Linked DNA regions of Mus musculus: regions 1, 2, 4, 5, 6 and 7 are each linked to region 3. Evidence: chromatin loops called from intact Hi-C (ENCODE). Cell type or tissue: heart. All regions are shown on one strand. Region 1 overlaps Trdmt1 (tRNA aspartic acid methyltransferase 1). Region 2 overlaps Cubn (cubilin (intrinsic factor-cobalamin receptor)). Region 3 holds the start of Vim (vimentin). Region 4 overlaps Cubn (cubilin (intrinsic factor-cobalamin receptor)). Region 5 overlaps Cubn (cubilin (intrinsic factor-cobalamin receptor)). Region 6 holds the start of Rsu1 (Ras suppressor protein 1). Region 7 overlaps Cubn (cubilin (intrinsic factor-cobalamin receptor)).

Region 1 (4,000 bases), 49 kb after region 3:
GGTATGTTTAGGTTCCAAAATTTCTGTAAAATAGCAAGTGGCATCCCTGAGTATTTTATTAAAATTTTTATTAAAATTTTAATTTAATGTAAATATTTTAAAGCACATCTAACCAGATACAACCCAAATCAACTAATTCTCGATATAGTATCCACTGACTGTTTTAGTTCCAACAATTCGGTATTCTTCTGCTCTACTCTTGAAGAGAAACGGTGAGGAACTCTGTGTGTTTGGGACGGTTGAGATCCCAGATGTGCACCAGGAGATGGCTGAGGACTCAAACTTTAATTATGTTCCTTGCTAGTTGTAATAGCTAATGGTAACCATGAAATTATTGGACACAGGGAAATGGCCGGGGAAGGCACCTCCAGCTCACTTAAACAAGGGTCAGTTTGTTAATGTGTGTGTTTGTAAGGACCATGGAAGAGTATCTTTTATATCTATTTATGGCATGTGATTTTTATATATTCACATATGATGCAGCAAAATGGTTAAACTGAGCAGACTGGCATATTCCTCCCCTACATTCCTACTTTGTGTGAGCCTGCTGGGCAGTTTCAGGTACAGTGTCCATCACCATGCTGTGTAATAGATTGCCTGGACTCACTCCTGGGCCTTACCTGAAGCTGGGTACTCTTCAACTACTGTTTTCAACCAGTTCATTCTGCCTCTATGAGTCTGACCTTTTCAGTTAACGTATACAGGTTAGGTCAGAAAGTATCAGCCAGGTTCTAAGGAGACCCTGAACGGATTTACCTTGAGTCAGGTGGAGGCTGTTTCCCTGCTTAGGGAGCAGTGGCGTGAGGCCAGGGTGAGTGGGAGGCCCAGGACTGGAAGTGTGCTATATACTGAGATATTGTGGGGAGGATTGTCCTTCAGTCTCTTCCCTCGGCTCTAGCAGGCAGTAGCAGGTGACTTCTGATAGGCAAAATTTCTGGATGGAGAAATGGGTTCATTTAGAATGAATGGACACTCTGAGACCGGGAAGATAGCTGTGCTAAGAGCATGATTGTCCAAGGCAGCAAGACCTTGACTGCAGCTCCCTTCAGACACGTTGATACAATTCTGGCTGTGTACCAGGGTGGCCTTGAAAAAGGCAGCTTTTCCCAGAAAGCCTGCCAGAGAAGTCTGTTATCATCTGCGGTTGAGCTGAAACATCACATATAGGTGGAACTCCTTAGTCAAAAAGCTATAGATAAAATCAGAGTACTCAGTTCATTTATCTAGCTAACAAGAGGAAAATCACTAGTGACTAGTGTATAGATTTCACAAGCAGACACTTCACTGAGCTTGTTCATTGTTGAATACGACAATGACTGCCATGTAAATGGTACAATTGCTGAATGAAGGAACATATTGTACTTATAAAGTGAACAGATGATGAAGGAAAATGTGGATAAAGGATGAAAGGGACTCAGCTGACACTGATAAATGACTTCAGACAAGAGATTAGCATGCCACCTGGTATAGTCCTCAGGGGACATCAAATTGCTGTAGATATAGTGTATAAAATACTTTCACAGGGAAGGATGGGATAGAAGTAGCCAGCTGGAAGTTTCCATTGTTTGTCAGTTCTATGCTACAAGATAGGAAAACCATTGTCTTGTAAGTACAGGCTTCATAGCTATAAATAAAACGTGAGCAAATTGATCAGAAGCATATCTGAAGGATGCTTGTAATGTGACTAAAGTGGCCTTCCTTTCAGAAATGCACTAGTATTACAAGTAAAGATTTTATTGCTATTATTTAATGAACCTGTTTTGGAAAGAGGAACACTACATCTGAAAGCATTCATAAAATTTGGTGTCTTTTTCTGAACACATTTCATTATCATTGCAGCAGGATCCATCTGTCCTTTTAAAGATTTATTTATTATTTATATGAGTACATTGCAGCTGTCTTCAGACACACACCAGAAGAGGGCATCGGATCCCATTAGAGATGACTGTGAGCCACCATGTGGTTGCTGGGAATTGAATTCAGGACCTCTGGAAGAGCAGTCAGTGCTGTTAACTGTTGAGCCATCTCTACAGCCCCCTCTGCCCCCACCCCCCTTTTTTTTTTTTTTTTTTTTTTTTTTTTTTTTTTTTTTGGTTTTTCAAGACAGGGTTTCTCTGTGTAGCCCTGGCTGTGCTGAAACTCACTCTGTAGACCAGGCTGCTCTCGAACTCAGAAATCTGCCTGCCTCTGCCTCCTGAGTGCTGGGATTAAAGGCGTGTGCCACCACTGCCTGACTTTTTCTGAACATTTTAATCTCTTGTAATAAAATTAGAAAAAATGAGTACTTCCTCAAGATCCATGTTATTTTCTGCCCTTGTGTATGTCACTAACTTAACAGAGACAGCTGACTCATTCCCAGGTCAACTCACTCTTCAGAAATTTCCTGCTTTACCAATTTACACAAACTTGTTAGAGATTTGTCATAAAAATTATAGAGGTTGCTATGCTGGTCTATTCTTTCTACATTTCTGGCCAAGACTGCTTAAGGAGTATTGGCAAATCCCTGACATGTGTTCTCATTGTTTATCTTCTGATCTGTGTACACATATATGCGTTTTATATGCATGTGTAAAAGGAACAAGTTAGGTGTTATTTTAATTACTCCTGTGTATAATCATTTGAAGTTCCTTGTGCTAAGGACAAAACAATAAACTACTTGCTGGTATCTGAACATGAGGCCTTTTGATTTGCTAGTAAATCAGCAGAGAGCACTAGACAAGAGTGCAGCTACTCATCACTACACACTCACTGAACAGAGAAGCATATTAATAGATGGGCACTTAAAGATCCCCAGACCTTTCCCAATATAGTTGATTACAAAATAAGTTCTACATGGTCGAGTCCAAAAACGACAGCATTACACCTGAGTCTTCACAGAGGAATTAGTGCTGTGGACGAAGTCACTGTGCCTCCGCACAGCCGCACAGCTTCTTCACAAAGTTGCTTTGGACGGAGGCTAGTGTAACTGAAGCTGCGTTGTAAAGCTGTGCTGTGGTATGGAAACTGTGATCTCTGATGGCTTTAGTTCTGTCTAGTCTTCTCTTCATTCTGTCTGTTTTTTCTTTCAAATGTTTCTTTCTTAGGGTATTTCACTGGAAGACTTTGACAAGCTATCTTTCAATATGATTTTAATGAGCCCTCCATGCCAGCCATTCACAAGGTATGTGTAATAAGTGTTTTTCTCTTTGGGAAGAGTATATGGGCTGAAAATACAGCTAAGTAAATTCTTGCCCAGCATGCGTTGAGGCCCTGGGTTTAAATTATGACACATATCTCACCCTCACCAAAAGGGAGATAAAAAGAGGAAAGAAAGGAGAAGGGAAAATCAAAGAACTTTAAAAGCTTAAGCTGCACTTTTTGTTTTTACAATTTTTTTATTAGATATTTTCTTCATTTACATTTCAAATGCTATCCCCAAAGCTCCCTATCCCCTCCCCCCACCCTGCTCCCCAACCCACCTACTCCTGCTTCCTGGCCCTGGCATTCCCTTGTACTGGGGCATAGAATCTTCCCAAGACCAAGGGCCTCTTCTCCCATTGATGGTTGACTAGGCCATCTTCTGCACTTTCAAAGCTTTAAAATGCTCTGTAAATATATCCCTTCATTTTAGATATTGATAATTCATCATCGAGCATAGGAATCCGCAGTTACAGTCAGAATAGCAAAATAATTTGATCAACAGTAAATACGTAATGCTATGTTATAGGTATATCTAAGGTACATTTATTTTCTTTCAGATTATGTTACTCACTTTAAATTTTTCACCTCTTGAATTCATAGCTAATTCTGATCAGTGAAACAGAATTCCCTTAAGAAATATTTTATATGTAAGTAATTTGTGAAAAATTTTAGCATACATTTACAATTTGTGTATTTCTCAAAATTAATATTATAATTCAGATTTTTCATAGTCACATTATAATTTCTCATTTCAAATTTAATATTTTTAACAAGAACTGTGTCTTAAATTAAACCTAGATCATTTTCACTATTTAATAGT
Region 2 (4,000 bases), 190 kb after region 3:
CAAGTAGCACTGTTAGGGGTAGGTGGTCCTATGCCAGCGCAAAGATGTCTGTGACAAGAGTTGGCAACCTGCTCAAGTTTACATGTATTAGGACAAGCTGGGAGTTCTGTGGGCTCCTAAGTTCTATTAAGAACATAGTTTGAAGGAATATGTCAAGACCCCAAAGGCTATAAAGAGTAACTCCTTTTTCATATCTCTGCCATAGATGGAAAGTTCTGTAGTGACCTAGTGTTAAAATGAGCATAAGGAGGCTGTATTTTTTGTGGTTGTTTTGTTTTTCATTCCTTTGCTTTTTTTTTTCTTAGTCACTGACAATATATTGACAGTCGATTTCTAAATCTGTTACCCAGATGAGTGTATGATCCAGAAAAACGGCTAACTTTCTCAACTCCACACTTATTTTTTTAATCCTGTCAAGCACAGCCAAATGAAAATTACCATCACTAGACATTGGACTTTCTGGGGTCCCCTAAGTTTTACCAGGAGCCATTTCTTTCCCTAAAGAATTACTGTCCAGAAAGTGGCCAGTTGCATAAAGCAACTGCCATAATCCTGTTATGCTGACTTGGTCTTCAAAATAAATGGAGCCAACAGAGCAGAAAGCAATGCTCAGAACAGATTAACACTGCAGGCTTTGAAATACTCCCCACCCTGGGCATTTGCTAAAAACACACTTTAATCTCTGATCAGCATGCCATTTTCAGGGTTTAGTCACACTGGAGTGGAATGAATCACACCCTGAAATTCTTTCCATCCTTTCCCACTTGTGACCATACGCTAATGATCAGTTTTATTTATGGGCACCAAAAAATGCCATTTTGTTGTTTTGGTTATGGAAATCCCAGGATGGTTTTGTTTTCAGTCTCCAAGAAAGCTCTGTGCAGAGCCTGGATCAACATCCAGGAGAGGAAATCCCCTCCCTGGCACAATCAAACAAGACAATTGCTTGGTGTGGGCAGTTAGCATAGACAGGGCCTCTCAGCAATGGTCATTTGTGAGTTCAGCCCAGTACCAGGGGAAGCAAAGAATGTCCAAAGTGGCAGTGTTTATTCTTTTGGAGGCTCCTAGTCCTAGCCAACTCCTAGCTGGTATGAATATGACCGCTGGGGAATAGATGAACAAGGAAAACAAACATTATTTTGCCAACTTGTAGGTTTCTTTGTCAGCATCTAGTGCCAGCTCCGTGCTCTCTGGAAATATGTGCTGGTGGTTGCACTCCCTTGATTAGGAGCACAGGCTGCTGGCTGCATTTGCTGGAGACTGTAGCCTGGGCCAGAAGGAAAGATAGACATGGGGAAAGGGCGTATGTCGAAGGGGCCAAAGGAGGCTCTTCCTGAAGCTCTGCTTTTTATGGCCTTTTCAGGGCCTCCCAAACACTAAACATCATCTCCTAATGAAAATAAGCCCAGAGCAGTTGCTGGCTTCATTCCTTTGCAGTTACTGGCCTTGTGTTCAGCCCTCTGGGAAACAGCAGTTTCTTCTTACTTTAATTCTTGCTTTACTGGGGGCTGGGGCGGGGGTGGGGGGTGGGGGAGGGAGGGTGGATTAATCAGACAAAGAAATCATTATAGATTCAAGTCATGTACTTCTCCTCCAAAGTAGGTTTCTTGTTCTCACTGTCTCCCCCAGGGAACTCTCCAGTGAATTCCCTATCAGTCAGCTGAGGGCTTGAGAGTGAGGAAGGAAGGGAGGAGCAGGAGGAGGGAGGCCCAGTGAGAGGTGAAGGGGTGCTGCCCATTGAGACATTACCCAGAGCTGCCTTCCTGCCTGGCTTTGGCCCTGGGTGCTGTGAAGGACTCAGACACAAACATGCATGAAAACTCTCATCCAAACTGCTCTGCCTTCTACAAAGCAACTTTGATGAAACCTTGGATATGGGAGTACGAGTGTCAGTGTTTGTTTCTTTAAGTCTTATCTTCCCTTCACCCCTAGTCCATGCACACTTAAGATAAGTGTTCAGCATGTGAGCTCTGCTGGAATAGGGCTTAGGAAAGAAAACCCCTTTCTATAGAATGTACCACTGAGTTGAGGGATCCCAGTCAGTTATACAGTTGGGCAAATTTCGAGGTATCCATGAGGGTTGCAGCCATGTGAGACAGACTTGGAGGGTTTCCACATGGGAGATAGGAGATCCTGGCCATGCTCTTCAGTGCAGACATGGGGAATGCATGTCACTTCTGTGATTTCCAGAATATACTTTTGCAGGTTGTATTTTGATTTCCTCTGAAGAAACATACCTGTTATGTTTTACTCCTAATCTTGTAAAATATCCAATTTTCAGGATAGATGAGATTTCCTAAAAGTATAACTAGATAATCAACAGCCTTTAGTGAACTCAACATTCAAAAGCAAAACCAGCTTTCACCTGAGACTTCCAAGACTTAGAAAAATCAATCTTTATACTATATTATATGCAATGTCTCTCCAGAGAAAGCAAGAATCCCCAGACTGATGAGAAAGAAGAAAGCAAAAGATAGAAAAGATCCTAGAGTAGTCTGGGTGTTTTCTATCAGATGAAGCAAATAGGTATTTTGTAAGTGATTGAAAGTGTGTGTTCCTAAGGCAGAGGGAGTGCCTATAAATACTCATTTCAGGTTTATAGTTGATCCCACCAAGGGAGGCTAAGTACAATTACTAATCATAATAGAGTCCAAGAATTGGTTGCAAAAATGAGCTCAAAACAGGGCTGATATGTCTAGATTTATCTTTTAACTAATGTCCTTTTTTTTTTTTTTTTTTTTTGCATCCTTGTTAGATCTACACAGGTCTTGATTTTCACTCTCCAAGAATAGCCCAGTTGTGTTCTCGATCACCATCGGCGAATCCCATGCAGATTTCCAGCACTGATAATGAACTAGCAATCCGATTTAAGACAGACAGCTCTTTAAATGGAAGAGGTTTCAATGCCTCATGGCGAGCAGTCCCTGGAGGTAGGTGAACCTACGGAATCATGCTGTAAGCTTTTGAGCTGAAGCCTAGATGAATTTTACAAAATTATTAGAAGAAGACATGAGAGTTATCCCTTAATGACTTTGTGACTTCTCAATATCATGACAGGGTTTAACGTTCTAAGGATATGAATAAGCCAATCAGTCCATGTACGAGCAGAATTGAGGTGGTTGGAGAGACTTGTTAGCTGAACGCATGACTAGGTCCTGTTCTCCAGGTGACATCAGAAAATGGTTGGAGAGTGTACTAATGCTTTGATTCAACCATGAATCCGAGTTTCCAGACTCTGAAGGTCCTTGTCCCCAATTGGTTTTCGATTGATCAATAAAGATGCCAACAGCCAATGGCTGGGCATGGGGCAGGACACTTACAGTTGTATAGGTAGGATGCAGAGAAGAATGAGAGATTCCCCATAACTCCGGGAAGAAGGGTGGGATACAGAGCTTCAGGAGATAAAGCCAACCAGCCACGTGAGATTTTGGGTAAATGGCCACTTCAGGGGAAGGTTTAGAAGTACCCAGTCTTTGAGGTAGCCAAGGCATTTAAAAATAAGATAATGTGTGTGTCTTTCATTTGAGGATCCAAAAATAGCTCCCGGGTGGGTGCACATGTGTGATCCACCAGGAGCCAAAGCAGTGTACCAAAAACTTCAGCAAGCGTAAGTGTCCAATTGCATACATCATGCCATAGACTAGGTTTTGGACTCTTAGGAAATGTAAAAAGAAATAAGCATTAAATTTGTCAAATCCAAAATTAAGTGTTGCAATACTGATTTTCTGCCTAAGATCTCAGGCTGTCAAAATAAGTTACTTACTTTAAATGTTAAATACTTTTTAACAAAGTGTTTTAATAGACACTCAGGCCTGGTGAGGTTAGTGGTGTTTATGAAATGGTTACTATATCCCTGGTATTTTTCTAACTAATAAGAATTATTTTATTTAATAGTTACAACTTACACTGTGAGGGAATTCTCTTGTATATCCTCATCTTATAAGCACAGACAGGAAACTTAGAGGACTCGTTGACTTGTCCAAGGTCCCATAGCTGTTTC
Region 3 (4,000 bases):
TTTTTTGTTTCCTGTATTCAAACCTTCAGATGCTTATCTTTGGAATTTAGAATAAGCACTCAGTTATCTGGCATCCAGGTTCCCAGGCTAGCCTCGTATCAAGTAGTAATTCATTGTTCAAAATCCAGGTCTTGCATTTGCAGAGATATGCTCCTCGGGCAAGAAGGAAAAGAAATATAATCCTGAACTATATTGTTTTGCCTTCTCTAATTTTTTTAATGTGTAAAACACCCTGGCTCAGCCTATAGGGTATTTCTGCCTGTCCCAGCTGTCACAGTGTTATTTCAATGACTTTGTCTGTTTTAGGATGACAGATCAAAACACTTACAATGAAACTATACTTAAACTTCTCTGCAGAGTTTTTATAAAGTGATCTATTTTAAGACAGACTGTTCAATCTTGCATGTGAAATGTTGTTTCCTTTCAAGGAAATGTTTGGAAACTTCCCTTGTAAGCAACTGTATTTGCAGTATAGTTTATAACTATAATGTTGAGTTACTCTATCAGTCCCAAAGAAAATACTAATTTAAAAAAGAATATAAGAACTTAAATAGTAGTATCATTCATTTCTGACTTCTGCTAAGCCATCAAAAAATATATAAATGATATTGGACTAACCTTCTCGAAAAAGTTCAGCTAAATGTGTCATTTCATTTAAATGAATGAATGAAACAATTTTTAGTCCACAAATAAGAGATGGTGTGTATTAACTCAGTGCTTTGTAGAAAACATTCCTTTGGTGATGACTGAAAATGCCCAGTGACTGAAAGGGGCTGCATATTCGTCTACTGCCATTAAGGATGCAAATGCCTTCAGAATGCTACCTTAGAACATTCATCTGGAGAGTTTGGCTGTTGATCCTAACAAGTGTTCCAAACAAGACTGAACTGGCCATCTGTCCACTTCGGGATGCTAAGGTAATGCCTAACCCTGGAACAAACACAAACAAACAAATCCTCCCTCCATAAAATACTCCATTCTTCAGTTTAGGGTTTAATTTTGTTTGTGGAGGGTGCTAATGAGTCTACAAACCCCCCTAAAAGGGGGCCTTTCCAAATGTGAGGGAGGACTTTAGCTTTAAGAACTTTGTACACGGCATACCTCACAAGCCTGGCCCAGACACAAGATAATGGATGTTAGCAAATACTTGTGTCCAATTGGAACTGTGGTTACATCATTACATATTCAATAAGAATGTAGCCTGTTGCAAAGCTGCTCTGGGAACACAAAGGCCCCTATTCTTTCTGTCCAGAGCCACCGCATTTGCCAGAACGTCCCTATCTACATTCCATAGTGAAGCCCATAGAAACCTTTAACACCCTTGAGCTACGGGAACAGATGGCTTCTTTTCACCCTTGTTAGATTTCAAAAATGGTTGTGCAATGACTCTTCTGCTAACTTTCACGCAGTGCCGAACTTCGAAGGAAGAAAGGGAACTTGGCTTAATTCCAGTTAAACTTTCTCATCCTCCAGAGTATTCTACATTTCCAACTGGAGGAAGCAACTGTGGTTTTTATGACCTTGTGAAAGTTAGCCAATTTCACCTTCACAATCCACAATGTAATCAAATTGTAACCATTCAATATCCGAATGTCGATATGTTTCAAAAAACGAAAGGAGAAATGTTTCGGGGGTGTGGGGGATCAGAAAAATCTGGAAACGAAGCAGAAAATAAAGCCTTCATGTTCCAAAGACTGCCCTAAATAGTGGAGTTTTTCAATCTGTGCGCTTTCCGCCGCCAGGGGGCTTTACAAGCAGACGTGAAGTTCTGCACCTTTTAAAACCTAAGGGAAGTAACTTTTAGAACCGCTCGCGGGTTGGCTCCATTGGGCTGCTGGCTGCATGTGAAAAAGAAGTCTACAAACCTGTCTGAATGACTGCAGGGTGCTTTCGGCTTCCTCTCTCTGGAGCATCTCCTCCTGCAATCTGAAGCAGCAGCACATTAATCAAAGGGGAACTGGAAAACCGCCAGGGGCGGGGCGGCCACACCCAACCACAAATGCCGCCAAGCCTTGAGTCCAGAGCTGCTGTGACACCTCCACCCACAGTAGTTACTGCAACTTGTCGAGGTGGCAGCTCTCTGCAGGTGTTAGCTGGAGTTGGGGCACACTGGAAAAGACAATCACTGCCCTTCCCTTACAATTACAGCCAATCCCCTGTCCCAATATCCCAGATGCCTTTGCCATCTCTTTGTCTGGAACCCTTCACACCCATTCTTTCCTCCTGTCTGGTAACTGTAAGCCCAGAAGAAGGACCTAAGAAACTTTCTAAAAAGTTCAATGGAAGTGCTTGAGTGAGGCGAAAAGAGAAATGTTCACTGCAAAGTTTAGGTTCAGGGTGGGGCCCGCTTCCTCTGCTATCCTCCAGACAACCGCCACCCCAGCCACATCCCCAAGGGCGTGGCAGCCCCAGTGCAAGGCCCAGGACTCCCCTCCCTCCCACACCCCACCACTCGCGTAGGTCAGGCCTTACTTCTCTCGCAGCCGCATGATGTCCTCGGCCAGGTTGTCCCGCTCCACCTCGACACGGGCCTTGTCGTTGGTGAGCTGATCCACCTGCCGGCGCAGCTCCCGCATCTCCTCCTCGTACAGGTCGCCCAGGCGCGACTTGCCCTGGCCCTTGAGCTGCTCGAGCTCAGCCAGCAGGATTTTGTTCTGCTGCTCGAGGAAGCGCACCTTGTCGATGTAGTTGGCAAAGCGGTCATTCAGCTCCTGCAGTTCTACCTTCTCGTTGGTGCGGGTGTTCTTGAACTCAGTGTTGATGGCGTCGGCCAGCGAGAAGTCCACCGAGTCTTGAAGCAGCCGCACGCCCGGCACGCTGCTCCGCAGGCGCACTGCCGAGGACCGGGTCACATAGGCGCCACCGGGGGATGAGGAATAGAGGCTGCGGCTAGTGCTGGGGCGCAGTGCGCTGCCCAGACTGTAGGTGCGTGTGGACGTGGTCACATAGCTCCGGTTGGAGCTGGGCCGGCTCGATGTGCCGGAGCCACCGAACATCCTGCGGTAGGAGGACGAGGACACAGACCTGGTAGACATGGCTTCGAAGGTGGGCTGGCTTGCTGCGGCTGGAAAAACTGCAACAAGGGAATGAGGGCGCGGTGGCTGTGAATCGTAGGAGCGCTGGGGTCTCTGGGGTCCCGGAGCAAGAGTGGCAGAGGACTGGACAACGCCAAGGGCGCTGCTTTTATAACACTGTTAGGAAAGAGGGTCCCCTCCCACTGCCATCCTAGCCGCCGAGCGAGCCAGCCAATGGGGACCCGGAAAGAAGTGAGGAAGGGGGGTGGGGGAGGGAGCTCCCCTCGAGCCTTCCTCCAGGGCTGTAGGGTATCAAGCACAGTCCTGTTACTAATTGGAAGTGCTAGGCCTTTCAGGGGCTTTCCTGGTGATCACCCGAACTCTCTACTCACCCTTGGGTGCTGAGAAAGAAGGGATCGCGGGAAGGATTCATGGGGGAAGGAAGGGGGGCTCTGGAAAGTTGAGTAAAGCGATCCCTGGCACTGGGCCAAAGGGGCGTGGGACTAGGCGCGCTGGTAGGAGGGGCGTGGTCGCAGTCGCAGATCTGCGGTCTTCTGGGACTGGGTGGGTGGGGAGATCCGAGAGCGGAGGAGCAGGAAGAGCCTGCAAAAGCAGTCCTGCAGATCGGAAGCCGGGGAGAGAGAAACAAAGAGGGCCCGAGATTGGGGGTGGAGAAGCACACAGCCCAAGATATCTGGCTCAAGACCTTTGCAGAGGGCTTGTTTGACGTGGTCATATCCCCTGATCTAACGGACTCAGTTCAACTAGAGAGGATTAGGAGCCACTGCCTCTGGAGTAAAGCCCAGGGGACGGGGTGGGGTCGCTGAGTCAGTGGATATGACTCATGGAGCCCTGAGGGTGAGATCGTCTAGCGGTTCAGGAAAACCGTTAGTTGAGATTGACTCCAGACTCCAAGAGCGCTAAGCTCATTCATTGTCCGAAGTTTTAAACCAACTTTGAGAATAACCGTTCTTGTGATTGTTGGG
Region 4 (4,000 bases), 160 kb after region 3:
ACCCAAATCATAGGTTGATGACTGGCATGCTCAGTTGTCTCAGTCCTTATAGTCAGTGTACCACTTGACCCAATCATTTGGTCACCTCCACAACAACTGCTCCTTTTACAGCATTACAATGAATCCACAATAGCACTTCTCATTTCTGAGAAATAACCATGGCAATAATTCAACAAAATCTATGGTTTTGTGCAAACATGACATCTAACAGGGGCTCACATGGTTGATTGGCCTTCCAAGTGCCATTTCTGCAGATTATTTGAATGTCTCCGTGTGGTGTCAGCATTTTTCCTTTGTAAAGACTGCAGTCTAGGACTTAGAGTTGGCTTGGTGGTTAAGAACACTTGTGGCACTAGCATGAAGGCTAGAGTTGTTCAGATCCGATAGGATACCTGTAAATCTATGGAAGAACTATATGGAAGAAAGCTATGGAAGATGAAAAACTTGCTGGGGCAGATTATGGGGTTTTCTTACTTCCAGGTTAGCTAAGAAAAATGTGAACCTCAGGTTCAAGGAGAGACTCTAGCAAAAAAAAAAAAAAAAAAAAAAAAAAAAAAAAAAAAAGCAGAGAATGATAAAGGACACCAGATATTCTCTTTTTAACATTTCATGTATGCACAGAGTACCCACACAAGTGACATACACACACACACACACACACACACAAACAGATATAGATAGATGATTGAACTTTCAAAAATTGTCTCTAATGATTTAGAACTATAACATTTAAAACTGGCTATTAAATCTAGCTGCAGTCCAAAATCCACTAGGGATCTCATTAGATAGAGCTGACTTTAGTCATTACTAATGGTAATATCTTCATTTCAAAACTCTATTGGTAAGTTACAAGTGTTCTGGTAGGTATCTTAGTGTGTGCCTTTGTGTACAATAAATATTTCTCTTTAAAATGAATCTTATTATCTTAGTCAGGGTTTCTATTCCTGCACAAAACATTATGACCAAGAAGCAAGTTGAGGAGGAAAGGGTTTATTCAGCTTACACTTCCACATTGCTTTTCATCACCAAAGGAAGTTAGGACAGGACCTCACACAGGGTTGGAAGTTGGAGACAGAGTAGATGCAAAAGCCATGGAGGAGTGCTCCTTACTGGCTTGCTCCCCCTGGCTTGCTCAGCTTGCTTTTTTATATAATCCAAGACTACTAACCCAGGGATGGCACCATCCACAGTGGACCCTCCCTCCTTGAGAAAATGCCTTATAGCTGGATCTCATGGAAGCATTTCTTCTGTGATAACTCCAACTTGTGTCAAGTTGACACACAAAACCAGGTAGTACACTTACTTTCCCATAGCTACAAGGAGGAGATATTCTCCTGCCAACAGTTTAGGAGGGCCCAAATTAGCATTAAAATACAAGCAGCATTAGGCCAAACCCACTACAGGAATGGGTCCACCCACAATGAGCTGGACCCTCTCCCTTCACTAAATGAAGAAAATACCTAATAAAAATAGATAGATAGATAGATAGATAGATAGATAGATAGATAGATAGATAGATAGATAGATAAACGAAAATGCCTTATAGCCGGATCTTATGGAGACATTTTCTCAATTGAGGTTTTCTCCTTGCAGATGACTCTAGTTTGAGTCAAGTCTACATTAAACTAGCCAGCACTCTCTTCCATCCTATCCTTTCCTCCCTTCCTGTCCTTTTCCCCTTTCAATTTAAGGAAGTTTCAAATTCTTCCTGATTATGTCAGTGCTTTCTGTCAAATACATTTCCTTCCAGTGTATACAATCTATTTCATCTCTTGCCAAATCCTTACTGATGTCATCCTACTCACCAGATGTTTATGTCATTATATATTTCACTCTCACGTCCTCTTTTTAATTGCAAAACAACCACTATGCTACAGCGATTTTCAATTACAAAATAATGCATTTCAAATAAGAAAGGGATTAACAAGCCCATCACCAATGTCCCTGAATTCTCCATTTTGGCACCATACTCCCTGTCTGTGTCCTAAGATATTTCCCATCCCACAACTGTGGATCACATGGTATTTTAATCACCCACAGTGCTATTTGGGTTTTGTGTCAAACTCATACCACTTGCTGATGCTTCATGCAAATTCATTGCTCAGTCACATCAGAGTCATAACACGTATTCTTAGCTTTCCATACAGTGATTCATGAACACAGACAACAGGGAAGTCTGTTCAGGGTAACCACATTGCTATATGCCACAGAAACAAGAGCTTTGAGTTGTACTGAATGAGAGAAATGCTGAGATAAACACAGCTTAAGGGGCTAGTTATTTGCTTTTTAAAGCTATCACTAGCCTACAATTCACCATCCAGACAGTAGAAGATGTTTTAGACTCCTAAACTGTAGAAATTAACTGTATATCATTAGTTTTTCATGTCATACTAGATGAAACAGATGCTAACGTATCACACAATAAAGAGTCTATCGTAGGCTGCGTTATCTGTTTGAGAGGGCTATTGATGGGTGCTCTGAAGGCATCAGACAGGGAAGCAATCAAGCTTTTCTGATGACCAGAGAACACAAACCCAAGGAAGAAGGATCCCCAGACATCAGAGAGGTTGAGGATTGACAAGAGAAAGCTGACTCTGCACACCTGAAGATGGATTACAAGGGGCCTCTAGGGTATCAATAAGAAAGTCATGAATTTCAGTGTTCCTTTTCAGAACTGTAAGTCTCTCAAGGGCCAGATAAAAGAAATAGCATGATCAAATAGATATTTTCATAGTGTAATATTTCCCTTATTGAACATGTGTGTGCTTTTTGTTTTGTTTTATTTTGGTTTGTTTTGGTTGAGTTTTTTTTTTTTTTTTTTTGAGGGGGGGGCAGTTGTTGAGCCAGGGTTGGCCGTGAACTCCTAATTCTTTTGTGTTAGCCTGGTGAGTGTAATGACTGCAGGCAAGTACCACCATGCTGTTTTCAGATCTGTATATTTTAAAAATGATTGTGGCTACTCAAATAATATGGAGATCCATTATTGGGCTTGAGGTGGAAAGCGGAGGAGATGGGGCAAAGCCCCATATTGCTGTGGAGAAATAATGTTCAAACTGAGGACTTTTAAGAACATTCTAGAATTGCTTTCTTGACTCTTCTTCCATCCTTGCAGAGAGAACTTAGCATTCATTCTTGGACATTTGAGGAAGATGTTTTTCACCCTTAGTGCAGTATCCCTCTCTTGAACATGCCATCTGTGTTCCTCCAGCTAACCAGCAGCTCAGCCCAGTGGCATCTGTCTCCTCCCCCAGCAGAGAGCTAGAATCCTCAGCAGCCCCAGAGCTCTCTGTGGGTGGCCTTTGACTTCCACGTCCCCTTAGTCCACAGATGCAGCTCTGCTTAGGATTTTGTCTTCTCTTTCTCTCTTGGAATCTGTTTAAAGACAGAAGTTTCTATCCAGTTAAAGTTTGTTTTTTCCTAACCTCTCCAAAAAGGGAAATGAAAAAACATGTTTGTATTTGCACATAACTGCTGGTCACATGTCCATACAACTGCTTCCATGCAGGGTTCCCGAACAATCTCTCAAGATCCAGAAATTCTGTTGTCAGTCTAATAGTAGTCTTCTTTAGTTCTCCTTGAAAAATATCATTGGAAATGAAATTTCTTACTTGTGCAGTTGAGGAGCCCATTATTAGAATCAAATCTGTTCAAGGAGGGTTTAATCAAATCAGTTGAGCCTGCTGACAGCTGTGGGGTGGTAAGAATAAAGCTTCATGTTCCTCAAATATTCCCTGGCTAGAAGTGACCCTTAAGCATCGGGCTCTATTGCAGACCTGCTCAGTCCTTTCTATGCTGCTCAGTAGAGCATGACGGTTTAGAAAGAAGATTCTAGAGCCAGTAAGCCTGGGTTTAAATCTAAGCTTGAATAACCATGGATGGGTTGTTCAGTCTCTGGGTGTCATTTCCCTCAGTAAAATGGAACAATCAAAGTAAATGAGCTAATACACACAAAGAATGAGAACAGGGCCTAGCACACAGCAAACAATGCTAACTGCTGTTC
Region 5 (4,000 bases), 180 kb after region 3:
GTGACATTTGCAAAGGCAGCGGGCACTTCAGCTAGGGACCCAGCAGGGGAAGAGCTAAATGGCATGTGATCAGGAGGTGATGTCACCATGGACTTCCACAAAGGAAAGTGTGGCCTTTTCTTTGGGGAGATAGATGACATCATCCTCCCAGATGGGGGCCACCCCATTCTCTTTTCTTTTTAGTTGTTAATGAGATTTCTGCGACTCTAGACTCTAGGGTTTTAAAAGTTTGTTTGTAAGAACATTTTAAAACATTTTTAAGACCTTCTATGAGTGACTGGGTTCAAAAGATAATGCCTTTCTAGCTAACTGGACTTTCAGCCCCCGCACCAAGGGCTTCTCAAATGTTCACTTTCGGAATGCTGGCCAGGAGCTTATACAGTGTCAAGCCTCATTCCAGATCTTGGGGGCAGTCAATAGTGTGTGGCTACTATTGGTCTTTCTGGGGAGGTTCTTCTAATTTGACACTTTTATTTGTTTTTGTGACTTTGAGTTGTAAGCTTGGGTTTCTGTAAGCACTCAAGTTTTTAATACTGTCCGTTTCTTAGGGAATTGGCAGGGTAGATGCAGAGGGACAGCTCACAGCATCTATGATCCCTGTCTTAAAAAGAAAACTTCTTATTTAAATTATATAGATAACAAGCATCGTGGCATAGTACAGGCACATGCAGTGCCCAGGAAATATCTCAGTATCAAATGCTATGAATAAAAAATTAGAAGATATCTTGAAAGGCTCTGTAGGAAGCCAGCTGATAGTAAACAAAAGGTTTAAAAACACTAAGCAAAGCATGTGATAGAAATTAAGTCACGGCTGGCTGTCCAACTGATAAAAGACAAATGCAAAAAAGGCTAATAGTTTTTCCTGTCACCAGGGAAAAACCATAGATAGATTTTTTTTCTCTGTTTCTAGGGATGGATCTCAAGGGATTTGGGTGCAGAGCAAGCCCTCCATGACTCTGCTACATTACATCCCCAGTCCCCAGAGATGGATTTTTATTTTGAGCTATAGGACTCTAGATATATAAGGTAATGCAGTGCCTTGCACAGAGGGACATTTTGTAGTAATAGCATAGGTACTGGGGCTATCTTTTACAGGCACACAGAAACAATGATCTGAAGGCACCATCGAAGAAATAGTTCAGCAATTAAGAGCACTGGCTGCTCTTGCAGAGGACCTAGGTTCAGTTCCCAGCACCCATTGGCATGGTACAACAATCTATAACTACACGTCCAGTTGATCCAGTGCTCTCTGGCCTCTGTAGGTGCCAGGCCTACACATGATACACAGACATTCCTACAGGCAAAACACATACACATAAATTTAAAAATAAAACCACACATGCATATACATACACATAGGCACGAATACACAGAAATGCACACAATGAAACAGGGACAGAGCTAGAGTGACTTGTTGGTGATACAGACAGCACTATAACAAATTCTAACACAGAAATGCTACATTTTCTTTTCCTGGTACTTTCTCCAAAGTTACAGTGTGGAAATCATATTATTTAGGTTTTCATATTTGAATATTATTTTGAGAGCTTTATAATTATTTCATGATCACTCTTTTGGGTCTGTCTCGAGCCATATTTCTTCATGGTGTTTACAACGAAAGCAATTTCATGAACTGTGGTCAGGAAAGATCCAATCAATAAAACTGGCCTATGTATCACCTGCTCCGGGAGAGCCCTACCTCTCAGATGGTGATGGACTTACTCTTAGGGTGGCACTTCCTGTTAAGCTGTGACATTGCAGAGAGGAGCGCACACAGGAGCTCCTCTGCCTCTAAAGGGCCCTCAGTCATGAACAAGGTGCAACTCGCGCATGCACCAAACCTGTAAGCAAGTCATTGGAAAAGATGAAAGAAAAGATGGAGTCCTGCCACTGTTTTATGATTATAGTATGACATAAATTCTGTTTGGTTTGGACAGAGATTTAAGGAAATTTGAAGCAGAAACCACTAGTTGTGTTCAAGCACAAAAGTAGCTGTTTAACAGCTCACTAAGTCTCCCCTCAGACTTTTGCATACTGTACACATAAATGCGTGTTTCTATTTTGCCCACTTTGATATTTTGGACTTCTGTGTTTGTGCTACTTGAAAACATTTTTAGGGATGAAGATTAGAAATGAATACTGCTTTAGTATGGAGATAAGTTCAAAGTTTTGATTATGATCCTGTAACTGACTTGATTTTTGGCAAATTCTCAGTTGTAGCTTTGTTCTGAATGAATGATGCTAATTTAAAAAAAAATCTGTTTACCCAGGCAGATAACAGTGCCTGCCTCTATTTCCAGATGTTAAGGGGGCCAAGCAAGAGACTCACTTGATCATGGGTTTGAGATTAGCCTGAGCAATATAGAGTGACCTTGTCTCAAAAACAAAGAAATCTGTTTGCCAATAATCCTGCTGTTGGAATAATTTTCTCAAAAACAGTTTTGTAGCTCATTTTGCCTCAGGCTCAAGAGTTTTCATGGCAAGTTCTGTGAGCAAATGCAACGGAGAGCATGTGCAGATCTTTCACAAGACACGGAAAAGGGAGACCTCTATTTTATTTACATTTGTTTTTTGCCTCCTTGACAACAACAGTAAATACACATACACACACACCCATAAAGTTGACCTTCACTTAGCATTGGCTCTACGTATGTGGCCAGAGCCTTTGGGACCTTATGTCCCAATTCCCACATTGCCACTGTTTGAAACCCTCTGAGGGCAATTTCAGTGCTATTTCCACTGTTGCTCTTTCAAACCGTTATAAAATGGGGCAGGGGGGGGATAACCCTCAAAGAATAATGACCTTCCAAAATCATATATTGCACAATTTAAAATAGTCCTTGATTTGGGGCCAAAGGGAGAGTTTTCTCAAATCTTCTGTTTGTGTTCTGGTTTCCTAGCAACCACTTCCCTGATAGAAATTGCACATTCTTTCCAGGAGATTCCTTGCTTTTTCACACAATGTGAAAAGGGAAGTGATCGGCTATTTCTTTCTGACAATTGTAACAAACACAAATGGCCAGACTCACACAGGACAGTCATCATGTTCAGTATGAACATTAATCTTTTCTGTCTCTTAACTCTTACCTATCTCCAGATTAGTTTTATTTGATTGCTGCTGTGAGCTCAGCAAACATGTCACCTTCCTCTCACCAAGTAGGCAGAATGATACTAATGAAGTTAGTAGAATTATATTCTGCATATATATAATGAGTGATACAAAATCATTTTATGCTTTTTCTTTTCATTATATAGACTAAACAATGTAAGTTTTTATCACCTAAGAATAATTTTAACTCTGTCTTTAGGAATTTTTTAAACATTTTATTTACTCATAGTATTCATTTATTTATATGTATAGTGTGTAGGTGTGCATACCATATATGCATGTGGAGGTCAGAGGTCAACTTGTAGCAGGCATCTCTCTGCTTCCATCTTGTTAGCTGTCAGCAAACCTTTAGCTGGTAAGTCACCTCTCTGCCAGGAAATCGGCCTCAGGTCATTAATTCTGACAAAACAAATTACATTGGCCTGTGAAAATTGAATTAAAATATGATTATGATTAATATTTAATGTACCGACCTTACTGACATTACTTATTATCACTCTTGATGTTGTTATTTAAAAAATAATAATTTCACTGTACTGGGTACTTTAAAATATTATCTCCTATGTCACTCTAATACTTCTGTGAAAGAAGCAACATTGTCTCTTTGTAGATAAAAATGGCTGAGAAGGGCACCTTCAAGACACTAAGTGACTAACTCAGACTCAGAAGTTCAGAGACCATGGGATTGGCCCAGAGGAACCTTTGGTGTCAGACCCCAAAGTCTGGGCTTTAAGTCGTGGCCTGCTGTCTGAAATCAGCAGTTTCTCTCACAAGTTTCACTGTGAAAAGGTGGCATCTCACTGTGGTCTGAAGAAGTCCTAAGCTTGCAGTAGCTAATTTTATAAATGAACTCCAATAAACATTTAAAAGAAATCTATAGAATCTTTCCCA
Region 6 (4,000 bases), 300 kb after region 3:
CAAGAGATCTGCTGTGGTCATCATAGCTGCGTGGAGGATGAACTGAACTGGGGTGAGGGAAAGTAATGTGAGGGTGCAAAGAAAGGCGGCAGTCTCCAGGCTAAGGGGGCAGGGTAGGGGTAGAAGACATCAAATCTTCCTGCATTTGACTTTGGGCTTCCAGCCTTCAGAATTATGGCGTTTTGTTACACCAGCCCTAAATGATGCTTTAAACTTATATAGTAAAACTATCTCCATCAGAAACAGCCAGAGAAAAACTATCAGTAACCTTTCAAAAAGCACTAATAAATATTGATGCTTTGGGCTTAGAGGGCTCACAGAAACTGAAACTGCATCCACAGCTTGTATGAGACTGTGCTAGATCAGTGCTCTCAGCAAATGTCTAGCTTAAGAAGTGATGAGGCAAGCCGGGCGTGGTGGCACATGCCTTTAATCCCAGCACTTGGGAGGCAGAAGCAGGCGGATTTCTGAGTTCGAGGCCAGCCTGGTCTACAGAGTGAGTTCCAGGACAGCCAGGACTATACAGAGAAACCCTGTCTCGAAAAACCAAAAAAAAAAAAAAAAAAAAAAGTGATGAGGCCTGGACAATGCAAGTTGCCTGCATTGCAAGTATCATCGTTTCATCTGAAGTGTGTTTAAGGAGAAATTTCTGCTTTCAAATTCAAAGTGCCGAATCTTTTTCTAGTACCTGCTTGGCTCATTGCTTATATATGTGTGTCTAAACTTCTGCACGTCTGTCTGACTGCTTATCTGTCATGTACCTAATGCCAGAGGAATAATTCTGGAATGATTTCCTATTTAATAGTGTGAAATTGTCACTAAGATTAAGTTTTTTACTGGGTCATCAAGATCTAGTCATTAGGAGGTAGAACCCAGAGGGTCAGCAGAAAGTTTATCTATCTATCTATCTATCTATCTATCTATCTATCTATCCATCCATTCTATTTGAAGAAAGTGGGAGAGTTCTAAGAGCCAAGATTTCACGGTTCATGGGTGTAAACACCAACTCAGACTTCTGACATAGTCGTGGTTTACTGTTAGCATCTAACCCTAAGGGAGATAGATTCCAGTTCCCAAGACCAAAAGGAACGGAGCAAAACAGTTAGATACAGAAACCTGTGAGTTACCAGCTGAGGACATAAGTTTCGGGCGGAATCTTTGTCTTCAGAATCTTTACCATAATCCAGACCTCATACCTCCACCAGGTCTGCGACAGCCAGGGGCACACGAGGGACTCACGGTAACAACTCTCCGTGGGAGGGGACCGGCAACGAAAGACGCAGGACAAAAGAGAGTACCTGACTTGTGGATTTCTCAGGACGGAACTCCAAATCCCTCAACACAAGCTGCATTCTAAGAGTCTACCTCGGTACCAGCGACCAGCTTAGAATCCCCTGCTTCCGCCCACAGAACTTTGTCCTTCAGCTAGCTTACTGAGCATGCGCAGAATCTAGATCACATGCACTTGCTGAGTCCAATTCAAGTTCCAAACTCAAGAAGATGGGCGTTCCTCAGCGTAGGGCGGAGTCTCTGAGACTAAAACGTGTACGATTGGTCCGCCTCGGGGTCCACTTTCTTCAGTGGGCAGAGCCTCGCCTGGAGCCACAGCTGGGAAACAGTTCTCCTAATTTGGGAAGTGTCAGGCCGGGAGGGGCGTGGGGTTGGCCGGATTTTGTGTGCGCCTGCGCGATCGCTGGGACAGGGTGTGTTCCTGCTGCGGGATCCTGTTTTCGGCTGATCCAGTTCATCGCTCTCCACCCGAGTTTCCCTTGCAGGTCCCTAATCACACCCACCAGGTGTTGCTCGCTGCGGTGAGTGTGCGGGGTCCAAGTCCTCCATTAAGGACTCCATGGTGATACCCATTCTCCCCTAGGCAGCCCTGGAGAATTCAGCCTGGGCCTCTGCTCCTTTCCTGCCTTAACCTGCCCCACAACCCCCAGGCTCCCATTTTTGCCATCATCCACGTGCTTTGTTGTCCTTTGCTACAGAACATGTCCAAGTCACTGAAGAAGCTGGTGGAGGAGAGCAGGGAGAAGAACCAGCCGGAAGTGGACATGAGTGACAGGGGTATCTCCAGTATGTTGGATGTCAACGGCTTGTGTAAGTTCTCTTGGACAGTTGCTAAGTTTGTAAGTAACTGCTCTCTTGGGAGGCGAGTTTCGGAAGCCTGCCATTCCACCTTTGCTCGTCACTTGGTCACTTGTCAGGAGCTTGCAAACCACAGTTAGTTCTGCTGGGACTGGTGAACCAGATGAGAACGTCACACGAGGTGTGCTGCAGTTCCTTCTCAGCGGGTGAGGGAGCTTCATAGCTTTGAAGTCCATCTTCCATGTAGTGTCCCAAGTAGCCATTTTTGTTTGTAATTTGGAAGTCACGTTTTACTCTATGAATCATGAGCTGGTGGTACTCAAAAATTACATGCATAGTAAGAATTCTTGTGCCAGTAGTATTTTCAACATTTTCCTTCATTACGTATTCCTGGGTCATTCTCCCATTTGTGTTCAGGCATTGCTCAATCTTGTGATCCAAGCTCAGCACCCGTTTAATCAGGGTGTTGCTTTCAGCTGTGAACTTATATGACTCTTACTTTATTGTTTTTTTCTCATCTGTAAAACCAGACAGGGAACTCAGTACAAGTGGGAATGGTCATAAACTCCATTGCCTGTGCCCTTCTCATGGGCATCTCCTCTTCTCCACATGGAGACGGTTATCCCCATGTGTAAATGCTGCATCACTATCGCCAGATTTTGTGTTGAGAATTCTAGTGTCCACTTTTTCATGATCTTTAAATTCTGCAAACTAATTCTGGTCTTTGAAAACACTTTTTAAGTAAGTCACCACGCTTCTGTAGGTTCCTGTGACTTCATTTGGATCCTCTGAGAGCTTAACTGTTGAGAGTGGTACCCCCACATTCCTCAGCGGGACATACAAGGTCTGATTCTGATCATAAACCGATCCCTTCCATGCATTCATTCCAAGCGATGTTGAATAAGCTCCACTGAGTGACCCTGAGCAGCCAGATCTTCCTGACTTGCAAGTCTGTTGTCTCCTTATCTATATGCCTTTCCACCTGACGTCCCTTAACTTAACTGCCAAGAGTCAGCTCAGACATCATAGCCTATGAAAAACGTTCTCTTTCTATCTTCCTGTGTGAACCCACCTTTCTACAAGGCACAGATTGCATAGCCTTTAATTAATTAATTTTTTAAAAAAGATTTATTTATTTCATATGTGAGTACACGGTTGCTCTCCTCAGAGACACCACAAGAGGGCTTCCATTACAGATGGTTGTGAGCCACCATGTGGTTGCTGGGAATTGAACTCAGGACTTCTGGAAGACCAGCCAGTGATCCTAACCGCTGAGCCATTTCTCCAGTCCAATTAATTTATTTTTAATCCAGTAGACTCTCTTCCTCATTCGAATACCAAGAGAATATGCAATGCCATGCTTGTGTTCTTGAGAATAGTGTCTGGAACACAGTCGGCACTCTAAATGTTGATAGGAGTCAGAGTAGGATGTTAGAACATCAACCAGAGGGGAGCTGTACAGAGACCTTAAAGTCAGTGGATAGCTTCCTAGGCATGAAGACTCTTGTCTGTTCTTGGAGTACAGGCTGGGATGGATGTTGACACATTAAGGCCAAAGTGGACTGCAGACATCTAGCTATCATGAAGAGTCCTGCTTTGACATACCCTTAGCATCTTGATAACTTCTTGGTTTGGGTGACATGTGTTGGTCTCTTGCAGTAAGAATGGGTTTGTGGTGATTTTTGACACTGAAGTGTCTGCCGAGGATCTAGACACTCCCATTGCTTTGGCTTTATTTCGGTTTCCACTGCTGTAAAGGAAGAAGAGGCTAAACAGAGAGCAGGGGACCAGGTGCATCTGCGCCCTGAACAGCACCTAGTTCTCTGCCTGCTGCATGCCTCCCTATGGGCTGAAGCCTGAGCCCACAGTGGTCTGAGCCATTTGTATCATTCTGGAAGATGAAGACCCATGT
Region 7 (4,000 bases), 200 kb after region 3:
CAGACTGATTTCCAGAGTGGTTGTACAAGCCTGCAATCCCACCAACAATGGAGGAGTGTTCCTCTTTCTCCACATCCTCGCCAGCATCTACTGTCACCTGAGTTTTTGATCTTAGCCATTCTGACTGGAGTGAAGTGGAATCTCAGGGTTGTTTTGATTTGCATTTCCCTGATGATTAAGGATGTTGAACATTTTTTCAGGTGCTTCTCAGCCATTCGGTATTCCTCAGGTGAGAATTCTTTGTTCAGCTCTGAGCCCCATTTTTAAATGGGGTTATTTGATTTTCTGGAGTCCACCTTCTTGAGTTCTTTATATATGTTGGATATTAGTCCCCTATCCGATTTGGGATAGGTAAAGATCCTTTCCCAATCTGTTGGTGGCCTTTTTGTCTTATTGACGTCCAACCCACTTTTTATACCATTTTAATTACATGCAAGTATTTTGGGCAAACAGTACAATAAGTAACTAACAAAGCAGCAAGTGATTACTCCCATGACAGTTTAAAAGGGCTTGTCATAATGACCAAAATACCTGAGCCCACTTTCTTGTCCAAGCCCAAAATCTTGTCTGAAGCCTAGTTCTGTTCTACCCTAAGACTAAAATTCCTGCCTTTCCCTACTTCTCTATTACAGCCTGAAGTTAGATTCTTGCCAAAACTTACTTCCTTATTATGCCCTAATGTCAGATTCCTGCCTGAGCTTACTTCCTTGTCATGGCCAATGTCAGATTCCTGTCTAAAGCCCATTTCCTTGTCTTTGGCCAATGTCAGACTCCTGCCAAGTGGTACTCCAGAAGGCTTTCCACAGGAGGTTACAATGGATGGTAAGGGCAATATTCTGTCAAAGTCTGACTCTCAGGACCTCTCACATTCAGTCTCTGGAATGCAAGCACAGTGGGGTTTGAGTGGCAGTCGCATCTTTCTCTCTGTGTGTTCAGATCACAGCTCATCTAGAAGGGAGGACAAGCCCACAGATAGCCCCAAGCTGGAGCATCAGGACTGAAAGGCAAACTTCAGCATTCAGAGGAAACAAATTAAAAATTAAAAATAGAGCCATCGGCCAAATACAACCTCCCCTCCCCCTTTGGTTGTTCCTATCAGGTGTTCTATCACTGTGATGAACAATTAACTAAGGCAATAAGGTAATAAATACCATCCATCTTCTTTCATATAACCCACAGCAGTCTGTACCCATAGGCAGAAATCTGATGCATGGATTCCTCCTAATAGACACACCGTAATTATATGAGTGAATGAGTCCTTGCCATCTGTACTCCTGCTGGGATCCGTGCATTTTAAGATTTGCAGAGGACACTGTCATTGACATAGGACCTCATTATTTTGAGTTGCATGAGGACTTAGAAAACATGGTACAGATGTGTTGTCTAGAATTTCATTCTGCTATAATGAAAAGGGAGGGAAACTGATTTCTTTCAACACTTCTATTAAAATGTTGAGGCTCCCACACACAGCTGACTTGTACTGGGCTTCATATAATTTGGTAAAATGTCCGTGATTCCTGCTTGCCTGCTTTCCAGCCTGGTGTTAGCTCTCCTCTGACTTTGGGGATGATAAGTCATGAGTGTTTAATGCTAGACAGCATTTGCTGGCTGGGGGGTGGCTCTGTGTAGTCATCAGGGAAAAGTGACTCCATTATGTTTTCTTTCCTGAAGGGTAAGTGTTAAAGTGACCTCCAACCGCCAGTTTAATTGCTTCGTTAGAATTTCTCTTCTGAGCCTTAGGTACTATGGGTCTGTAAGTTCTTATTGATCTGGGAGAAAACGGCTGCACTCTGTGTGAGAAGGAGGGGGAGGGACAGACTGCGGTGGGGGAGGGGGGAGAAGGAAGGGCTGCTGAGAGGCTGACCTCTGTTTCCAGCAGCCTCTGTGCTCAGTGCAATGGAATGTCTGCCTTGTGTGAATCAGTGCAGATAAAAAAGCAAGCAGAGCACAGGCCATCCTGCCTATTATTTGCAAGGAGAAATGCACTCAGGCAAACAGCTGGAGCAGGAGGAGGAGGAGGAGGAGGAGGAGGAGGAGGAGGAGGAGGAGGAGGAGGAGGAGGAGGAGGAGGAGGAGGCAAGCAGCCCCTAACTGGTTCGGTTTTGGTTGTTTGTTTTTCCTGAAGCTTTTGGTGACTGTCTAAGGGAAAAAGAAAGGAAGCCAAGTGTCTGATCTGAACTGAAACAATCCAGACCCACAAGCCTCACTCTGAGGCACCAGAGCCTGTTGTTCTCACATTATCTGCCCACAACACCCAGAGCTCAACAGGACAGGCGCCTAAGGCAGGGTCCATAATTTGTCTCCCCCCAACCCCCCTTCGATGCAGCCCATGATATGCTTGCATTTAAAACACAGTCACTTCCCAGAGGGGACTGAAGGGAGTCAGGAGTAATCGATAACTAGAGTTTCAGAGAAAGGGAAACAGCCTTCTTTAAATATTTACTGTTTTACAATGAGTTCAGGACAGTCACCCTCCTTCCTTCTCCCCTCCTTTTTAGGTCCTCCCCATTCTCCTTTTCTCTCCCTTCTTCCCTTCTTTCTTGATCCCCATCAGACGTTTTAGGTTGCTTGAGCAAGGGCTTTGAAATGTTTGTTTTGTGATTCACTTGTGATAATCTGCTTAGCCATTCCCATGCCTATGTCAAATGAATCTCCGGTAGCTATGCCAAAGCAAAGCAAGGAACTGAGCTGAAGCCACAGCTCATGGGCCAGGGTATTTATCATGTTTGATGTTCATGTTGGCTCCGTCTTTTTAAACGTTTCCTTCTTGAGGGATCTTTACGGCCCTGCTCCTAGGCCTGGTCACATCTCCTAGTCTTTTGAAAAATGTGAAGGCCGAATGGCATAGTGTACAATAACAGCTTAAAAGTAGGAGTCCTGAACTGAGATGGAAGTTTGTCAATTTAACTTGGTTTTCCATTTCAGACCAGCGTACTGGGAAATATCATTAATGCGGAAGCCCAGCTTCCTTCCTCTCTCCCCTCAAAAAAAGCCATTGCAAGGAGTCAGGTTTCTGTATCCTTCCCTGATTACATCTATGACTCTAACAGCATGGACCATATCCCGAGAGCCTCCCTTCTTTGTCATTTAGTACTTCCTCTCTTTTGGGGCCAGATTTGAAGCTGAGAATTCCCTTAGCAGCTACGCTACCATATATAACATGGAGGTGGTTCATGAGTTCTCTGTTCTCAAGGTTGATTTTGTATCTTGATATGGTATAAACCAATGACACGACTGCTCCACGCTATGGGAAGATTCGATTGTGCATCAGAGAGAAAAAATATACAGTGGCATCTGGAAGAGCCTAGAGCAGGTAGAAAAAGAAGTAGACTGAACACAGCCAGAAGACTGGTCATGGCCAGTGCTATCTTCCAGAGAGGGGAAAGTAGCAGAGGAGAGAGAATAGAGAAAGTCTAGTGAGGCTAGACCTAGGTTATAAGAAGTGGGGGTGGAGGTGGGTGGAGACCAGCGGGTGAGCATTGAAATGTATAACAAATACTTGTGAATGGGGACTGAGGGAGCCTGGGGCCAGCATGGACATTGATATGCTGAGAGGTGCCAGAGGTGTATGTTAGTTGGAGAACCTTTTGTCTTGCTGGAGGTAAAGGAAAAGACTCCTTTGGTAGACTGAAACTGACTTCACAAGTTCCTGAGGAATGCTGGGCTTTATCTAACGTCCAGAAACCCACCTTTAATCCAGGTTGGGCCCATTTCTGATATTTTGAGTACCTTTTGGAGTTTGGGGGATTAGAGTTTACTTTGGACCTGACAGATATGAATAGTTCTTTTACTGCCATAGATCTTGCCCTTCCCATGTTTCTTTTACTGTGCTAAGATTTAATTCACTTAAGCAGAGACATGAATTGCCAGATGGAGTTCAAATCTCGTAAAGATCAGGATGGAAGTGAGGAGCTGTGCTGTGCCAGAGATCTGCAGTTAGGCCCAGGAAAGGCAGCATGCAGACACTAGTATACCCGGGTCCAAGAGCGCAAGCGCATTT

What was found. Hi-C counts contacts between places; a loop is a spot of excess contacts. Peaks named below come from ENCODE experiments on the same cell type or tissue, not always from the same donor. Only the 100,000 strongest peaks of a DNase experiment are listed, where the experiment ranks them.
Region 1: it touches region 3 in a loop (2.0-fold over the local background); 3 of 42 quality-filtered maps call a loop at or near these places.
Region 2: it touches region 3 in a loop (2.5-fold over the local background); 7 of 42 quality-filtered maps call a loop at or near these places.
Region 4: it touches region 3 in a loop (3-fold over the local background); 18 of 42 quality-filtered maps call a loop at or near these places.
Region 5: it touches region 3 in a loop (4-fold over the local background); 8 of 42 quality-filtered maps call a loop at or near these places.
Region 6: a loop joins it to region 3, with 7 times the contacts of the local background. A loop is called at or near these places in 8 of 42 quality-filtered maps.
Region 7: a loop joins it to region 3, with 7 times the contacts of the local background. A loop is called at or near these places in 5 of 42 quality-filtered maps.

Annotation. Positions count from the first base shown.
Region 1 is chr2:13,524,778-13,528,777 of GRCm38, reverse strand. It overlaps Trdmt1 (tRNA aspartic acid methyltransferase 1), which reads left to right. Exons shown (of 11, transcript NM_010067.4): 3 at 3,084-3,160. Among named protein-coding and RNA genes, the nearest start is that of Trdmt1, 18 kb to the left of the region's middle. In heart, a CTCF peak has its summit at 1,911 (motif pointing right); no DNase peak of the experiment used is centred here.
Region 2 is chr2:13,382,800-13,386,799 of GRCm38, reverse strand. Cubn (cubilin (intrinsic factor-cobalamin receptor)) reads left to right here. Exons shown (of 67, transcript NM_001081084.2): 30 at 2,756-2,930. Among named protein-coding and RNA genes, the nearest start is that of Cubn, 110 kb to the left of the region's middle. In heart, no CTCF peak of the experiment used is centred here; DNase peaks (open chromatin) are centred at 1,249 and 1,709; H3K4me3 peaks cover 567 bases; H3K27ac peaks cover 2,581 bases.
Region 3 is chr2:13,573,467-13,577,466 of GRCm38, reverse strand. Vim (vimentin) reads right to left here and starts at 3,156. Exons shown (of 9, transcript NM_011701.4): 1 at 2,473-3,156; 2 at 1,866-1,926. The coding sequence starts at 3,035. In heart, a CTCF peak has its summit at 1,729 (motif pointing right); DNase peaks (open chromatin) are centred at 1,976, 3,256, 3,736, 3,796 and 1 weaker place; H3K4me3 peaks cover 4,000 bases; H3K27ac peaks cover 3,111 bases.
Region 4 is chr2:13,415,096-13,419,095 of GRCm38, reverse strand. The region is part of intron 27 of Cubn (cubilin (intrinsic factor-cobalamin receptor)); the gene reads left to right. Among named protein-coding and RNA genes, the nearest start is that of Cubn, 75 kb to the left of the region's middle. In heart, no CTCF peak of the experiment used is centred here; no DNase peak of the experiment used is centred here.
Region 5 is chr2:13,395,123-13,399,122 of GRCm38, reverse strand. The region is part of intron 28 of Cubn (cubilin (intrinsic factor-cobalamin receptor)); the gene reads left to right. Among named protein-coding and RNA genes, the nearest start is that of Cubn, 95 kb to the left of the region's middle. In heart, a CTCF peak has its summit at 37; a DNase peak (open chromatin) is centred at 72; H3K27ac peaks cover 1,423 bases.
Region 6 is chr2:13,269,011-13,273,010 of GRCm38, reverse strand. It overlaps Rsu1 (Ras suppressor protein 1), which reads left to right and starts at 1,596. Exons shown (of 9, transcript NM_009105.4): 1 at 1,596-1,811; 2 at 1,989-2,100. The coding sequence starts at 1,992. Gm13270 (a long non-coding RNA gene) reads right to left here and starts at 1,434. Exons shown (of 3, transcript XR_865976.2): 1 at 1,299-1,434. In heart, a CTCF peak has its summit at 3,266 (motif pointing right); a DNase peak (open chromatin) is centred at 1,570; H3K4me3 peaks cover 1,892 bases; H3K27ac peaks cover 1,438 bases.
Region 7 is chr2:13,370,268-13,374,267 of GRCm38, reverse strand. The region is part of intron 31 of Cubn (cubilin (intrinsic factor-cobalamin receptor)); the gene reads left to right. Among named protein-coding and RNA genes, the nearest start is that of Gm13270, 100 kb to the right of the region's middle. In heart, no CTCF peak of the experiment used is centred here; DNase peaks (open chromatin) are centred at 777, 1,917 and 2,977; H3K4me3 peaks cover 1,029 bases; H3K27ac peaks cover 3,393 bases.